Regions from separate parts of the Homo sapiens genome. Here regions 2 and 3 are each linked to region 1. A link is a contact called in ENCODE Hi-C or POLR2A ChIA-PET data. All regions are on one chromosome and are shown on one strand. Each heading gives the region's core, a stretch centred on a gene start or an enhancer-like site at or near the end of the contact. The rest is flanking DNA. Distances are from core to core; before and after follow the strand shown. Region 1 holds the start of ARHGEF12 (Rho guanine nucleotide exchange factor 12). Region 2 holds the start of CEP164 (centrosomal protein 164). Region 3 holds the start of BUD13 (BUD13 spliceosome associated protein).

Region 1 (4,529 bases), core at 988-3,487:
AGTACTACGGACCCTGAGGAGTGTGTTCTACCCAGACTGGCTTGACTTTCTGAAGGCATCCTATAGTTACAGCCTTTAGAACAGTTGAGCTATCGGCAGCTTTAAAGAGGCTTTCAGTTTTTTTTTTTTTTAAATCATTAATGCTTTGTAGGTGACTATAGAGATTTTCATCATTTAAAAAAATTAGTTCTGGAATGAATAACCACTGGCTTAATTCAATCTTTTGCTTACCATCTTCTGAAGCTTTCCCACAGCAAAATGCCTTCTTTGCTCACAGCTAGAACCGTGGGTCTGTTTAAGTTTGGAAAGATCTTGAAAGCAGCTTGCCAAGAGGTTTTGTATGCAAGGAAGAGAAGGTGAATTAGGAAACTTTCCCAGTTTGTTTTATTCCTGAAGCTTAAGTATTGAGGCTTCCCTCAAGTATTAAGGGAAGAGAGGAACTCCAAAATGCATGATTTGATGAGTCATTGGGTTCAATTAATTTTATACTTACACTGTAACATTATTAGGATAGGGGAAAATAAGATATTTAGTACTTTTAAGAAAGATTTATTAAGTTTGGGGATAAGGTTTGCATTTTGGTCAGTATATATATGTATATATGTGTGTATATATATGTGTATATATATGTATATATATGTGTATATATGTATATATGTGTGTATATGTGTATATGTGTGTGTGTGTGTATATATATATATATATATATATATATATATATATATATGAATGGGATTCCTTCCGGTTGCATGTAAACACTCAATTTAAGAGTCTTCAGGGTAGAATTGTCATGCTAGAATACACCAGCAGGTGGCAATGTGTCCTGGTCTCATCATTAGGGAAGTGCCTTGGCTAATCTGCTTCTATTCTTTCCAAAAATAAACATTACAAAATTAGTTGGCTGTGCCTTGAACCTAAAAAATCGAGCAATAAAGAGTCGTCTCTGGTCTCTGTTTATCTTTTCCTTTTTTTCCCCCCCGTTCTAACTAACGTCAGCGTGAGCTCATGCCTCTATTCGGGGATAATGATCCTTTCATGAACTGTTGCGGAATGACTTTTTGCAACAGCATTGTTAAGAGGTAATTGTTTCCTCTCTCCACATCCACTGTTTATTAGATTTGATTTGCTACTTGGATTCCACAAAATGGCTGAAATCCCTTGTCACCAACATAGGTTTAAGCTCAAAAGTCTGAAAATAGTTGGATAAAGGGAATAGCCACTTTGGATGTTTGCAGGCAGAACTGAAGAACTGTATTACATGTGGTACCTAAATTGCCAAAATACTGAATTATTCAATCATAAAACTAGATGGGTATCTAAAGCTCTCTACCCAGTAGGGGAAAAAACCGAAAAACCGTTTGGGAATCCTTCAGAGAGAACCGTAATGCTATTTACTGGATAAATATACTTCATTTTCTTCTCCCAGTTCTTTCCACAACACGCTTGTTAAGTCGCCATGGAAAGCACCATGCTTTATCAATTTGGCAAATAACACATTTCATTTTGCCAAGGCAGAAACAGCCTAAAAGTAATATTTATACCGAGAAACCCTGGCTGCAGTCCCCAGCTGCTCTCCCGCAGCCCTGCGCCTCCGGCTCATGCAGCGCTCTCCCCCCGGAGCCGGCAGGTGCCCAGGTGAGCGGGGCCTGCGGAGGCAGCGAGGGGCGCCGGCCGGGAACCGGCAGAACGCGTGCAGCCAGAAGACAGGAGAGATAATACATTCCCTTAAGTAATAAAAGTTTCCAGGACAAGGGGGGCTGGTAATTTTCAAAGAGCCTCCCGGCACGATGTCCTCGGGATCTGGGGGGCGCTCTCGGGCGGTCTCTGGTGAAAGTCGACTTAGTACAAACTGGACTCGAAGGGGCATGTCTCGGCACTCAGGGGCCCAGGCGCCGCGGGAGGTGGGTGGGCCTCCCGGGGCTGCACGGGTCCCACCTCCCTCTGCCCCGTAGGACTACTTTGCCGCTCTCCCAAACCGGGCTCCGGCGGAGGCGTCCGTTCAAGGGCGAGAGCGCGGCCCTGAGCGGCGGAGGGATCCCGGGTGAGGCGGCTTCCCGAAGTCAGAGGGGAGGGGGCCATAAAGTCGGCGGGGGACGGGAAGCGCGAGCTCGCGCCGGACGCGGCCAGGGCCGGGAAACCAGAACCGGAACCGGAACCCGCGCGCGCGCCCGCGGTTGCGCGGCCCCCACGGCCGCCGGCCTCCTCCGCTGTCTGCGCGCGCGCCCGCGAGGGCCTCCAGAACCCGGCGAGCCGGCCCTGCGCCGGGAGACGCCGCCGCCTCCGCCTCCCGGACCAGGGCTTCCAGGCCGGGCCGGACGGGCATCTCCCGCCCCTCGCGGGGAGCGTCGGGGAGGAGCCGCCGCCTCTGGCGATTGCGGAAGAGTCCGGGCCTCAAAGGGATGGGGAGCAGTCCGCGGCGCTGAGAGACCCGGGTCCCTGTCACCTCGGGCCGCGGGACCTCTCCGCCGGCGCCAGCGGCTCGTCCCAGCACCGGGAGCCTGGTGAGGGCGGCGAGCACAGAAGGAGCCCCGGGCCCGGGACATGGAATCGCGCGAGCCCGGCGCGGGACGGCCGGAGACGCGGCCAACGCTGCGGCCACGAGCAGCCGGCAGCCCCAGATAGAGAGCCGGGAGGGAGGGCCCCGGCCCTTGCCGCGGCGGGGAGTTCGAGGCCCCGAGACTCCGGAGGAGGAGCCGACACCCGTCCGTGAGCTGATCCCGCCCCAGCCCCGGCGGGAGTCCCGGGTCCCCTTCCCACTGCGCGCGGATTTCCCTCTCTGAGGAAGTTTATCCTTGTGCCTTCTGGAGGATTTCTCTCTAGCTCGACTCACTCTGGACTGACTCGCTCCCTGGCTTTCTCAGTTCGTTTTGGGAGATAACTTGTTTTGCTCCAAGCCGCATCCGTTGACCCCTTACAGTCGGATGGTCTAGATGACTGAATGGAGTTTTGAGTTGGACTTTTGTGTCCCTGACGGAGTTGGGCCTGATCCCAGAGCACTGGGGGTGGGGAGGAGGTGTTACTGTAAAATGCAAGTTGGATAAAAGGAGGACCTCTCGCCAAGGGCCCCAATGAGTGGCACACAGTCTACTATCACCGACAGGTTGGTATGAATTCCTCCTTCGTTCGGCCTCCCGGAATCGGGCCCGACCTAGCAGGGGAGTCGGTGATTGCAGATTGCCTTTGGCCAGCGAAGTTGACAGGCAGAGGAAAGAGGGTTGTTTCGGAGCTGTGCAGTTAGCCTGGGGTTGCTGCCGAGTTATCCAGTTGATTGGCTTTTGGAAATGTAATTTTTCCGGAGAGAAACTTCCCTTCCGATTCTCAGAGAAGGGGGAGGCAAAACCATGATTGTGGTTTTCCGCCTGTAGTGTGCATTAGGATTGTGTACTCGTCTGGAAATCAGAGGAGAAGGTCATTTTAGGTGAAGGTCGGTGCCTGAAGTCGGCTCGGTATTGGTGTATTATTTATCAGCTTTAGCCGTGTCCTGCAGTAGATTCTCAAGACAATTACATTTTAGGAATTTCTACCTGTGAACTTAATGTTGAGCCTACTGCATGGTGATCTGGGAACTTGATCTCTTTCAGATGTTGACCTGCACGGTGTTTAATTATTATCTAATAACTTTCCAGAATGTTGACATTACCAGTAAATCACAGGTTCTTGCTGGAAGCAATGTCCAGGAGCTGAAGAAATGAGGGTAAATCATGGGGTTTGCTTTTAATTCTTGTATTTAAATATTTCGTCTTCCAGAAACACTTGGCGTTTAAGAGATATAAGCCGTAAGCATAGTGTAAGCGCGCAGCTGAATTTGTTGAGTTCTGTGTCTGTCCTTTATAGCACCTACCAGTGTTGCATGGTGGTGGGTGGCGAATTGAGCTAGACCATGTGTGGTTGAAGTGCAGTTTGCTTATCCTAAGTTACTCTTGTTTATAGGGTAAGGGATAAAAAGCATATTGATTCCTTGACCACATTTCATTCTCAATTTAATTATGACACTGCATGCTAGTCCCAAATTTGTCAGCTTGCTTTATTTTTAAGTCAGTCTTCGAATTATTACACCGTGAAAAAATAGATCAAGTAACTGAATTAGAGGGCCAAAGCTCTTTGATGAAAAGTGCAACAATAGTGCTTCTGCACAAAGTAGTCTTAATTTCCTAATAAGAGTTTTACCCAATTGTAAGACTCATTTGTTGATTTTAAAAGGGCCAAATTCCATTATCATACCATAACAGCTACTCCAGAAACAGAACTTCCTCTTCCTGTTGATGCTTTCCAGCATCACATGAATGTTCACTTAAAAGAGTCTGTTAAATATTTAAAGTATTTATATTTACTCTTTGTGTATTTTTCAAAGTGGGTTTTCATTTTCAATGAAATAATTTTTAACTTTTCCAAGAATACACTTAAGATAAGTATTGACAATGCTTATCTTACTTTCTTCTGGTTATCCCCATTTTTTTCCTTTCAGGGTGTTTTGCTTCTGAGAAATCACTTTTACGGGTGTGGGGATAATTGTTTTCCTGCTTCATTCA
Region 2 (4,704 bases), core at 1,662-4,161, 3.0 Mb before region 1:
AAATTCTTAGATATAGGGACCAAGTCTACAAATGGTTTTTTGAATCCCTGTTTTGTGCAGGTTTGTGGTAGATGAGCTGGTGAGCCCAGAATTCCTTCCCAGTCTGGTCCCTTTGGCCCCTCAGTGAGACCTTTATTTATTTATTTATTTATTTATTTTTGAGACAGAGTCTCACTTTGTCACCCAGGCTGGAGTGCGGTGGCGTGATCTTGGCTCACTGCAACCCCTGCCTCTCGGGTTCAAGCGATTCTCCTGCCTCAGCCTCCCAAGTAGCTGGGACTACAGGTGTGTGCCACCACGCCCAGTGAATTTTTGTGTTTGTAGTAGAGACAGGGTTTTGCCATGTTGGCCAGGCTGGTCTTGAGCTCCTCATCTCAGGTGATCCACCTGCCTCACCCTCCCGAAGTGCTGGGATTACAGGTGTGAGCCACCACAGCCTGGCCTACTTTTTTCTTTTTTTGAGACAGAGCTTCGCTCTTGTCAAACAGGGTGGAGTGCAATGGCGAGATCTCGGCTCACTGCAACCTCCACCTCCTGGGTTCAAGCGATTCTCCTGCCTCGGCCTCCCGAGTAGCTGGGATTACAGGTGCCTGCCACCACAACCAGCTAACTTTTGTATTTTTAGTGGAGATGGGGTTTCACCATGTTAGCCAGGCTGGTCTCAAACTCCTGACCTCAGGCGATCTGCCTGCCTCGGCCTCCCAAAATGCTGGGATTACAGGTGTGAGCCACTGTGACCGGCCAAGACTTTTAAAGAAGATGGAGAGGAAAGGGGACGATGATTTGTCATTTACAGTAAGAATAAAGGAAGTATAGGCATAACTGCTGCAGAAGGATTTAAATTTAAACATGATGACGTCAATCTAAATAACAGAGAGGGAAACTCCAAAAGAAAATGATATTTATTTAGAAGTAGCATTGCAATAGGTATACACATGCCATAGAGGCTGGGCAAGTAGGACCTTTTTTTTTTTTTTTTTTTTTTGAGACGGAGTGTCGCTCTTGTTGCCCAGGCTGGAGTGCAATGTCGAGACCTTGGCTTACCACAGACTCCGCCTCCTGGGTTCAAGCGATTCTCCTCTCTCAGCCTCCCGAGTAGCTGGGATTACAGGCATGCACCACCATGCCTGGCTAATTTTGTATTTTTTAGTAGAGATGGGGTTTCTCCATGTTGATCAGGTTGGTCTTTAACTCCTGACCTCAGGTGATCCACCTGCCTTGGCCTCCCAAAGTTCTGGGATTCCAGGCATGAGCCACTGTGCCTGGCTCAAGTAGGAATTTTTATTTTATTTATTTTTTTAGACGGAGTCTTGCTCTGTCACCCAGGCTGGACTGGAGTGCAGTGGCTTGATCTGGGCTCATTGCAACCTCCACCTCCCGGGTTTAAGTGCCTCAGCCTCCTGCCTCAGCCTCCTGAGCAGCTGGGACTACAGGCGTGTGCCACCATGCCCAGCTAATTTTTGTATTTTTAGTAGAGACGGGGTTTCATCATATTGGCCAGGCTGGTCTCGAACTCCTGACCTTAGGTGATCCACCCGCCTTGGCCTCCCAAAGTGCTGGGATTACAGGTGTGAGCCACTGTGCCTGGCAAAGTGCTAGGATTACAGATATGAGCCACCAGGCCCGGTCGATAGTTTTTGTTATCAGGTATTCATGCGTGAGAACCCTCTCTTCATGGTCTTCCCTGGCTCCATTTGTCAGGGTTTTAAAACAAATGACTCTATTTTGATTTTGATAATTTTCACAAGGAATATGCTCTGTATATTCCAACAATCTGAGTTTCTCATCCTGGAATCAGCCTCTGAGTGGCACTGGGACTATCCTGAGTCAGCTACATCTCTAGAACCTATCAGGAGCGGCTCTATGAGCTTGGCCTCATCATTTTCCTCCTCAACTAGCAGCATCTGTATTTGTCTGTTTCTCAGTTTTCCTATTGATGTAATGGCCAGAACTTTCTTTGCCCCTCTTAACTTCTCTAGGAGGTTGGAGACATATGAGAGAAAGGAAGATTTGCCCTCCGTGCAAGCAAAACTAAAACTCTTCGGAATTATATTAGTAGCAACCTTTCTGCCCGACAGGGTGTGTGGAGGAGCTACACATTGTGTCACTTTTTTTCTTCTTCAATAGACTCTTTGAAATAGTTATGACAGACATTACTATCCCCATCTTGCAGACATACAAACTGAACCCTGGGCTTTGGTGAAAAGATGGATAGTAGAAAATAGGTTTAACTCCTGGTCAGGTGCTCACTGGTTTAATAGGAGCACAGGAGAGCCAGTTTTTTTGCGGGGAGAGATGGGGAGTGGACGCGTCTCCATTACCTTACATTCACATTTGTTTTGTTGATTAAAGTAACAATGGGTTGATTATTGATGACCACTGTATTATTCACCTGATGTTAATCATACTCCTAACAAATGATCAATTAGATAATTAGATAATTCACATTAGTATAAATACTCTAAATAGTCCTTCTCTGTCCTGGCAGAAATCCTCACGTCTAAACTCGGGGTCCTCTTTTTTTTTTTTTTTTTTTTTTAGTAGAGAAGGGGTTTCACCATGTTGGTCAGGCTGGTCTCGAACTCCTGACCTCAGGTGACCCACCCGCCTCGGCCTCCCAAATTGCTGGAATTACAGGCGTGAGCCACCGCGCCCAGCCGATGAGGTTCTCTTTCAACCTCTTGCGGATTCCCATTATCTATCTTAAACTACACTCTTTCAACCTCTTGCGGATTCCCATTATCTATCTTAAACTACACTCCCATCGTGCAACGGAAAACGGACAGAGCTCCTGCGTGCACCGAAGGGACTTCGAGCCAATCCATTGTCACAGCTCTCAGCCGGCGACCTATTGGCTCCTGCTGGAGGCGGGACTCCCGGTTGCTAGGCGGTACCTTTTCCGGAAGTGTTTGTTGCGCGCTGCAGGGCAACACCCCGGCGTCCCTGGAAGCTGGGGGAGCGGGTGGGTGTTGGGTGGCGTTGGGGGAGCTGCGCCTCGCCCAGAGCCTCGCCCGGAGCCTCGCCCGGAGCCTTCCGGGGTGGGGGATAGTTGAGGACCTCATCGAGGGAGGGGTTGGGCGGCGGGGAAGGGAGCGAGCGTGGCGGGGGACCCGAGGCACGCTCTCGAGCCAACGAGCGTGATGCGCTCGAGTGTGGGCGGGGACTGAGGGAAGAAGTGAAAATCGGACTGCCAGGCGACAGTTCCTCCGTTTGAAATCTCGCCGGCTCCTGAGCGGGCCACCGGGCCCGGGCTGGGGGTCTGGCGGGTGAGTGAGCAGCGGGTCGGGACGCGGGAGAGGGGCACTGGGCACGGGGCCCTGGTTTGCTTGCTCTGTTCATCGTTGGCGAGTGAGGCCAGGCCTTCCGAAGCTTGCTGGGATACTTCTGTGGCAGGCTTCCCCCCGGGTCCAAATCCGGGGCTAGCCCAATCTTATGCCATCTTTGGCCAGCTGGGAAAGTTGGAAAGCTTTTTTGTTTTTTCCTTTTCTTGCATTGGATTTAAAAATGTCCCTCTACCTCTGGCACCGCTCTCCTCACTTGGCTTCAGCGACTCCCTGTCCGTTCTCCTAACTCAGTCCTTGGCAGTAGAAAGCTCCCTTCTACTCGGCGCACTCCATCTCTTGCGTTATCAGCTTTTCAGCGTTGACTCGCCAAACTACTCCAGCCAGACCTCTTTCCTGAGCTCAGACCTGCTTACTGTCATCGTCAGCCTTCCCCGGTCCCTCCGATCTGTTTCTCCTCTTGTATTTTTTTATCTCAATGAAGGGCTTCACCATTCACTCAGCCAAGTCTGTCCCTTTAATTTATTCATCTAATAAATACAGCAAACATTTGTCGGACATGCCCTGTCTTCTAGGCAGTGTAGTAGGTGGGGCTGCCTATTGGACGAGGCATAGAAATGAACACATCTAGAAATGATAGTCACAGTGTTCTGGCTTTAGTGCTCTGATTTCCCTCCTCTCTCCCGAAGTTCAAGTCCTGTATTCTGCCTCTTAATTCCCCTAGAATCTGGCGCTTCCTTTCCATCCTCACAGACACTGACTTAGTTCATAATTTCTTGCTTGTGCTTTCAGGATAACTTCCTAAGTGGTCTCTCTGCCTCAGTTCTTGTCCTCCTGTAATTAGTTCTTATGCAGCTGTCAGAATCATTTATTTATTTTAGAGACAGGGTCTTGGTATGTTGCCCAGGCTGGAGTGCAGTTGGTATTCACCGGTGTGACCCTAGTACACTGCAGCCTCGAACTCTTGCCCTCAAGCCATCCTCCCACCTCAGTCTCCTTAGTAGACGGGACTACAGGCATGCACCACTATTCTTGGCTAGAATCGTCTATCTGACCTACAGATCTGGTCATGCCAGTCTCCTTTGTGAAATCCTGTGATGGCCCCTCATCATTTACAGGATAGAGCCTCTGTTCTTCCAGGCCCTTTATAATATGCTCTTGCCTTTCATTCTAGAGCTCTGTCTTGCCACTCCTCCCACTGTCCCTTGCACTCTGGTCATGTCAGAATGGTTAAGAGTTTGGGCTTTGGAGTCAGACATGGATACTTACATATTCTGCTCTACCGTTTATTAGCTGTGACACCTTGGGCAAGTTTGTTTGTTTGTTTGTTTGTTTTGAAATAGAGTCTTGCTCTGTCGCCCAGGCTGGAGTGCAGTGGTGCGATCTTGGCTCACTGCAGTCTCAGTCTCCTGGGTTCAAGCGA
Region 3 (4,942 bases), core at 2,425-4,924, 3.6 Mb before region 1:
CATCCCCAACATTTACCATACTGTTGAAATTTATCTGAAATTCAGTTTTTCATTCTAGGGTATAATCTCTAAAATACAGCTATGTTCTATTAATCTACATATCTCCAGTACTTAGGCAAGAATATACAATTTGAAAGCTTAGTTAAAGCACTGAAAAAAGGAGCAAATAAAAAGTTCCCTATAACTGAACCTCAGCATTGTTTTTAAGAAAGATTCCAACAAAATGAACCACAGCTAAGTCTCATCATTACTCTAACACTGATGTCGAGAAGTCCTCTCTCTGTGATCCATCTCATTTCTAGGCTGATGGACCCTCCATAAAGAGACAAGTTGGTGTATAGGCATCAGCAAAGAAAACTATTTTAAACAGCTCTTTGGAAACTGTCACCTCTTTTCTGTTCTCAACTAACCCCCCTACAAATCTACCCTAAGCTGGAAAAATAAATTTGAGAAGCTTGGCCTGGCACAATGGCTCACGCCTGTAATCCCAGCACTTTGGGAGGCCAAGGTGGGTGGATCACCTGAGGTCATGAGTTCAAGACCAGCCTGGCCAACATGGTGAAACCCCATTTCTACAAAAATTAAAAAAAAAAAATTAGCCAGGCATGATGGCGGGTGCCTGTAATCCCAGCTACTCAGGAGGCTGAGGCAGGAGAATCATCTGAACCCGGGAGGCGGAGGTTGCAGTGAGCCAAGATCATGCCATTGCACTCCAGCTTGGGTGACAGAGCGAGACTCCGTCTCAAAAAAAAAAAAAAAAAGGAAATTGAGAAGCTTGCTTCATTTCAAAATCCTGACAGCCCCAAAGATACATACCACAGGCAAATCTCCATCATCTTCCTCTTCCTCCTTTTCTAGTTTGGTTGTGGAGATAGCTGTCCAGCTCACATCATCATCCACAATCCGCATTCTAAATGAGAATAAGAAGATCAAAAAGAGTCATTCTAGGATACCAGCATAAAAACATTTATCTATTGGTTTTAAAATAAAGTTCAAAATCCTACAGGATCCTGCATGGTCCAGTCTTTGTCTACAAGGTCAACTTCATCTCCTACTGCTACTTCCTTGGTTGAACACCTCCCTGGTCATCCTTTGGTGCTTAGAAAGGAGCCAAGTTCCTATCACATCAGTTTTCACATATGCAGTTCCTTCCCTCTGCCTGATCTACTCTTTTCAATCTTTTTCTTTTTTTTTTTTTTTGAGACGGAGTCTCGCTCTGTTGCCCAGGCTGGAGTGCAGTGGCACGATCTCAGCTCACTGCAAGCTCTGCCTCCCGGGTTCACACCATTCTCCTGCCTCAGCCTCCTGAGTAGCTGGGACTACAGGCGACCACTGCCACGCCTGGCTAATTTTTTGTATTTTTAGTAGAGACGGGGTTTCACCGTGTTAGTCAGGATGGTCTCGATCTCCTGACCTCGTGATCCGCCCGCCTTGGCCTCCCAAAGTGCTGGGATTATAGGCGTGAGCCACCGCGCCCGGCCCTAGTCTTTTTCTTTTTTGAGACAGGGTCTCACACTGCTGCCCAGGCTGGAGTGCAGGGACACCATCATGGCTCCCTGCAGCCTTGACTTCCCGGGGTTAAGTTATTCTCCCTACTCAGTCTCCCAAGTAGCTGGGACTACAGGCATGTGCCACTGTGCCTGACTACTTTTTTGTATTTTTTGTAGAAACAGGGTTTCACCATGTTGCCCAGACTGGTCTCAAACTCCTAGATGCAAGCAATCCACCCGCCTTGGCCTCCCAAAGTGCTAGGAAACTCTTTCTCATTCCAGGAAACTCTTCCTCATTCTTCAGGTCCTAACACAAATTTAACTTCCTTTGGCAAACTTTTCTTGACTGCTTCACCCAATTCCCTCACCATCCCACACTCACTCAAGACTAAGAACCCTTGTTAAAAACTCTTGGAATACTTTCATTGCATTTATCATAAAGAAAATATATCGATTAGTTGTGTAATTAGTTGCTTAAAGCCTGTATTCCCATTAATCTATAAGCTCCACAAGAACAGGGACTATGTTTTTTTTGTTCACAGAGGCATCCTCAACACCCTACAGTAACTGGAATACGAAATATTCAATAAATGTTTGTTACGTGGATAAACTATATAGCTGAGCCCAAATAATAACAATGACTGCCATGATGTGAAGTTATTCAAAAAGCCAGGGTCACTTAATGCAATCCCTCTAATCACAACCACCACTTAATAAAACCATTATTATTATTATTCTCATTTTAAAGATAAGGAAACTGCAGCTCAGTGAGATGAAACACCTTGCCCAAGGGTACACAGCCTATAAAGTGGCACAGCTAGGATTCGAACTCTGACCAGTGCTGCTCCAACACTCAAGCTACTTTCATCACATGGCACTGCCTCCAAAGGATCCACACAAGTCAGCGAGGCAGAAAGACGAAGACAATAATAAGGCAAGCACCAAACCAGAAAAGAACTTGGACTAGTTCTTTAGAACAATGTGACTTCACTGGGTATCTCAGTGCCTTAGGGTTACTGTAACAAAGTACCACAAATTGCGTGGCATAAAACAACAGAAACTCTCTCGCAGTTCTGGAAGCTAGCAATCTGAAATCCAGGTGTCTGCAAGGCCATCCTCCCTGGAAAGTCTCTAGCAGAGAATCTTTCCTTGCCTCTCCCAGCTTCTGGTAGCCCCAAGCATACCTTGGCTTTTGGCAACATAAATCCAATCCAATCTCAGCCTTCATCTAGACATGGTCGTTTTTCCTTTGTTGCTGTGTCTGTATCCATACTTCCCTCTTTTTAAAAGGCAAACAGTCATCTTGGATTTGGCACCCACCTTAATCAAGTATGACCTCATCTTAACTGATTACATCTCCAAAGACCCTATTTCTAAATGTCACATTCTGTGGTTCTGGGTGGAAAACGATTTGGTAGGGCCCACTACACTGGGCCACAAAGTTGTCCCATATGAAAATAATACCCACTTCATGGTAGTGTGGTGAGGCTTAAATAAACTTATATATGTTTAAATTTCTTATAATGGTGCCTGGCAAGAAAAGTATAACTATATAAATGTTAGCTTCTCACGTTAGGACTATTACTAAGAGTAACAGGAGGTGATCAAAGGTCTCTGATTCAGAACCAAGTCCTTGGGATCTGGGAATCCCCACAGGCAGGTACCGGGCCCTAAAGATCCAAGCACAGAGGCTTTGAATCCGCTCCATTATTCTCGAGGCACAATATTCATTCTCTATGGGAGAGGACGGAAGTCTACCAAGGCGGGAAAAGAGTAATCAAAGTTACACCCCGGCTTTAACGCACTGACGCTACTGCTCAGAGGCTCGAGATGTAAGCGGGGCGGCAGAGGCAAGGCGGGGGGCCTCAAGCGATGTGAGTGGGGCCCTGAGCATGAGCAGGGGTCGGCGGAGAAGCCGAGAGACCCGCCAAGAGGGAAGGAACTGCCGGGCGGCCGAGGGCGGAGTTGGGAAGGGGTGGCTAGACGTCGCAGGCCCCGCCCCGGCCGGTACCAACTCACCCCTTGCCGCCGGCCCCGCCAGGCTTCGGCCGCTTTTTGCGACGCTTGCGACCGGACTCAGATCCCCGGTCGACGCCGGCATCTGCCCCGGACAAGTAACGCTTCAGATACTCGGCCTTGGAAAGCGGCGGAGCTGCCGCCATGGCAGCGGCGGGGGCAGAGAGACGGGTCGGCGCTGGGGACAAAATGCCTCAACGCGTAACGGACGCCAGCCACCCGACAGGGCGGGGCCACGGCCGGAAGTGGCGGAGAGTGCTAAGAATCGCGCGGCTGGCAGGTGCGGCCACCGGGACGCGCTCGCAGGCTAGCCAGGGACGTGCGCACCTTCGGGGCGCTCCACAGCCCTGGGACGACGCCACCAGGTTTCTTCTCTTCATTCACTCACCCACCCACCCACCCATCCATCCAACCGCAGCAAGCGCTGTTCTATGAGGCCACAACCTGACCCAAAGGACCCCGCCCCCATCGGCCGCCTAAACTCCAGAGCACGAGCAAGAAAGTGGAGGGCCACGGGCTGCAGCGTAGCCGAGTTTGAATACTGGTTCCATAGCTGGCTAGCTGTACGACCTCGGGCAAGTTATCACAAAACAGGGAGAATCCCGGCACCTAACTCGGAACGGTCACAGGCTGAGATGATATTACTGTGTGAAGTGCGCAGAGCGGTGTTGGGCACATGGTCATCGGAACTATGTTCGTTATTTTTATAAGTATCTTTAAGTGGGGGGAATCTGCTCCACTAGGCTTCCAGGTACCTACCGTCCAAGAAAGGAAGCCAGGAAGTGCAAACCAACATAATTACTATGAAAAACGTAGTTTCTAAGACCTGTGTAACTCTTCTAGTGTTCTATTACAAGTAGCCCCCAGTTATCTCTTGAAGGAAACTGTAAAACAATCTTGCCAATGAGAAGGACGGACCTGGATCATTTTTTAGCATAGTAAAAGAGAGAAACCAGAGAGAATGAATTCTAACACTCAAGTTTTGGGGGGAAAGAAAAGACTTTATTCTTTGCAGGGGGTTTAGAGCTTTACCTGAATTATCTCATTTAACCCTCACAATTCTCAAATCGTTTCATTATCATATTTTACAGATAAGAACTGAAGCGTGGCAAGATTAAGGAAGTTGCTCAACTTCACATAGTCAGAACATGACTCTAGGGAGTAGAGGCTAGCGAAGTGGGGTGCAAGAGGTCATCCAAATTTCTTGAAATACCAGATCTTTTTACCTCATCATATATGTTAGATTGTCAGTTTTATCGTTTTCTTCCCAGCTTTATTATTTGACAAAAAATTATATATATTCAAGGTGTACAATGTGATGACTGGATATAATTATACATTGTGTAATGATTACCAAAATCAAATTAAGTAAAACATCCTTCACTAATTTATGTAGTAGTTCGGTGGGGGGGCACTTAAGCAAATTTGTCTTAGCA

The links. A loop is a pair of places that touch in the nucleus more often than their neighbours do. ChIA-PET counts read pairs that join two places held with the same protein, here RNA polymerase II (POLR2A). Pooled maps may share reads with other maps.
Region 2: a map of B cell shows a loop between it and region 1 (19-fold over the local background). The contact joins the promoter of CEP164 here to the promoter of ARHGEF12 in region 1. A Hi-C loop is called at or near these places in 2 of 168 maps with a recorded cell type or tissue (B cell and esophagus muscularis mucosa) and 6 of 50 pooled maps. POLR2A ChIA-PET finds 5 or more read pairs at or near these places in 1 of 52 experiments (activated CD8-positive, alpha-beta memory T cell).
Region 3: a loop to region 1 is called in a pooled map, with 4 times the contacts of the local background. The contact joins the promoter of BUD13 here to the promoter of ARHGEF12 in region 1. A Hi-C loop is called at or near these places in 1 of 168 maps with a recorded cell type or tissue (naive thymus-derived CD4-positive, alpha-beta T cell) and 5 of 50 pooled maps. POLR2A ChIA-PET finds 5 or more read pairs at or near these places in 1 of 52 experiments (HEK293T).

Annotation. Positions count from the first base shown.
Region 1 is chr11:120,334,176-120,338,704 of GRCh38, forward strand. ARHGEF12 (Rho guanine nucleotide exchange factor 12) reads left to right here and starts at 2,238. Exons shown (of 41, transcript NM_015313.3): 1 at 2,238-3,100. The coding sequence starts at 3,069. RefSeq lists a silencer at 1,825-2,694.
Region 2 is chr11:117,324,943-117,329,646 of GRCh38, forward strand. It overlaps CEP164 (centrosomal protein 164), which reads left to right and starts at 2,912. Exons shown (of 33, transcript NM_014956.5): 1 at 2,912-2,962. RefSeq lists a silencer at 2,980-3,229.
Region 3 is chr11:116,769,313-116,774,254 of GRCh38, forward strand. BUD13 (BUD13 spliceosome associated protein) reads right to left here and starts at 3,675. Exons shown (of 10, transcript NM_032725.4): 1 at 3,510-3,675; 2 at 817-910. The coding sequence starts at 3,652. ZPR1 (ZPR1 zinc finger) reads right to left here. Exons shown (of 14, transcript NM_003904.5): 14 at 4,487-4,942. It overlaps BUD13-DT (BUD13 divergent transcript), which reads left to right and starts at 4,159. Exons shown (of 2, transcript NR_186226.1): 1 at 4,159-4,199; 2 at 4,598-4,893. RefSeq lists a silencer at 3,814-4,013 and an enhancer at 4,134-4,223.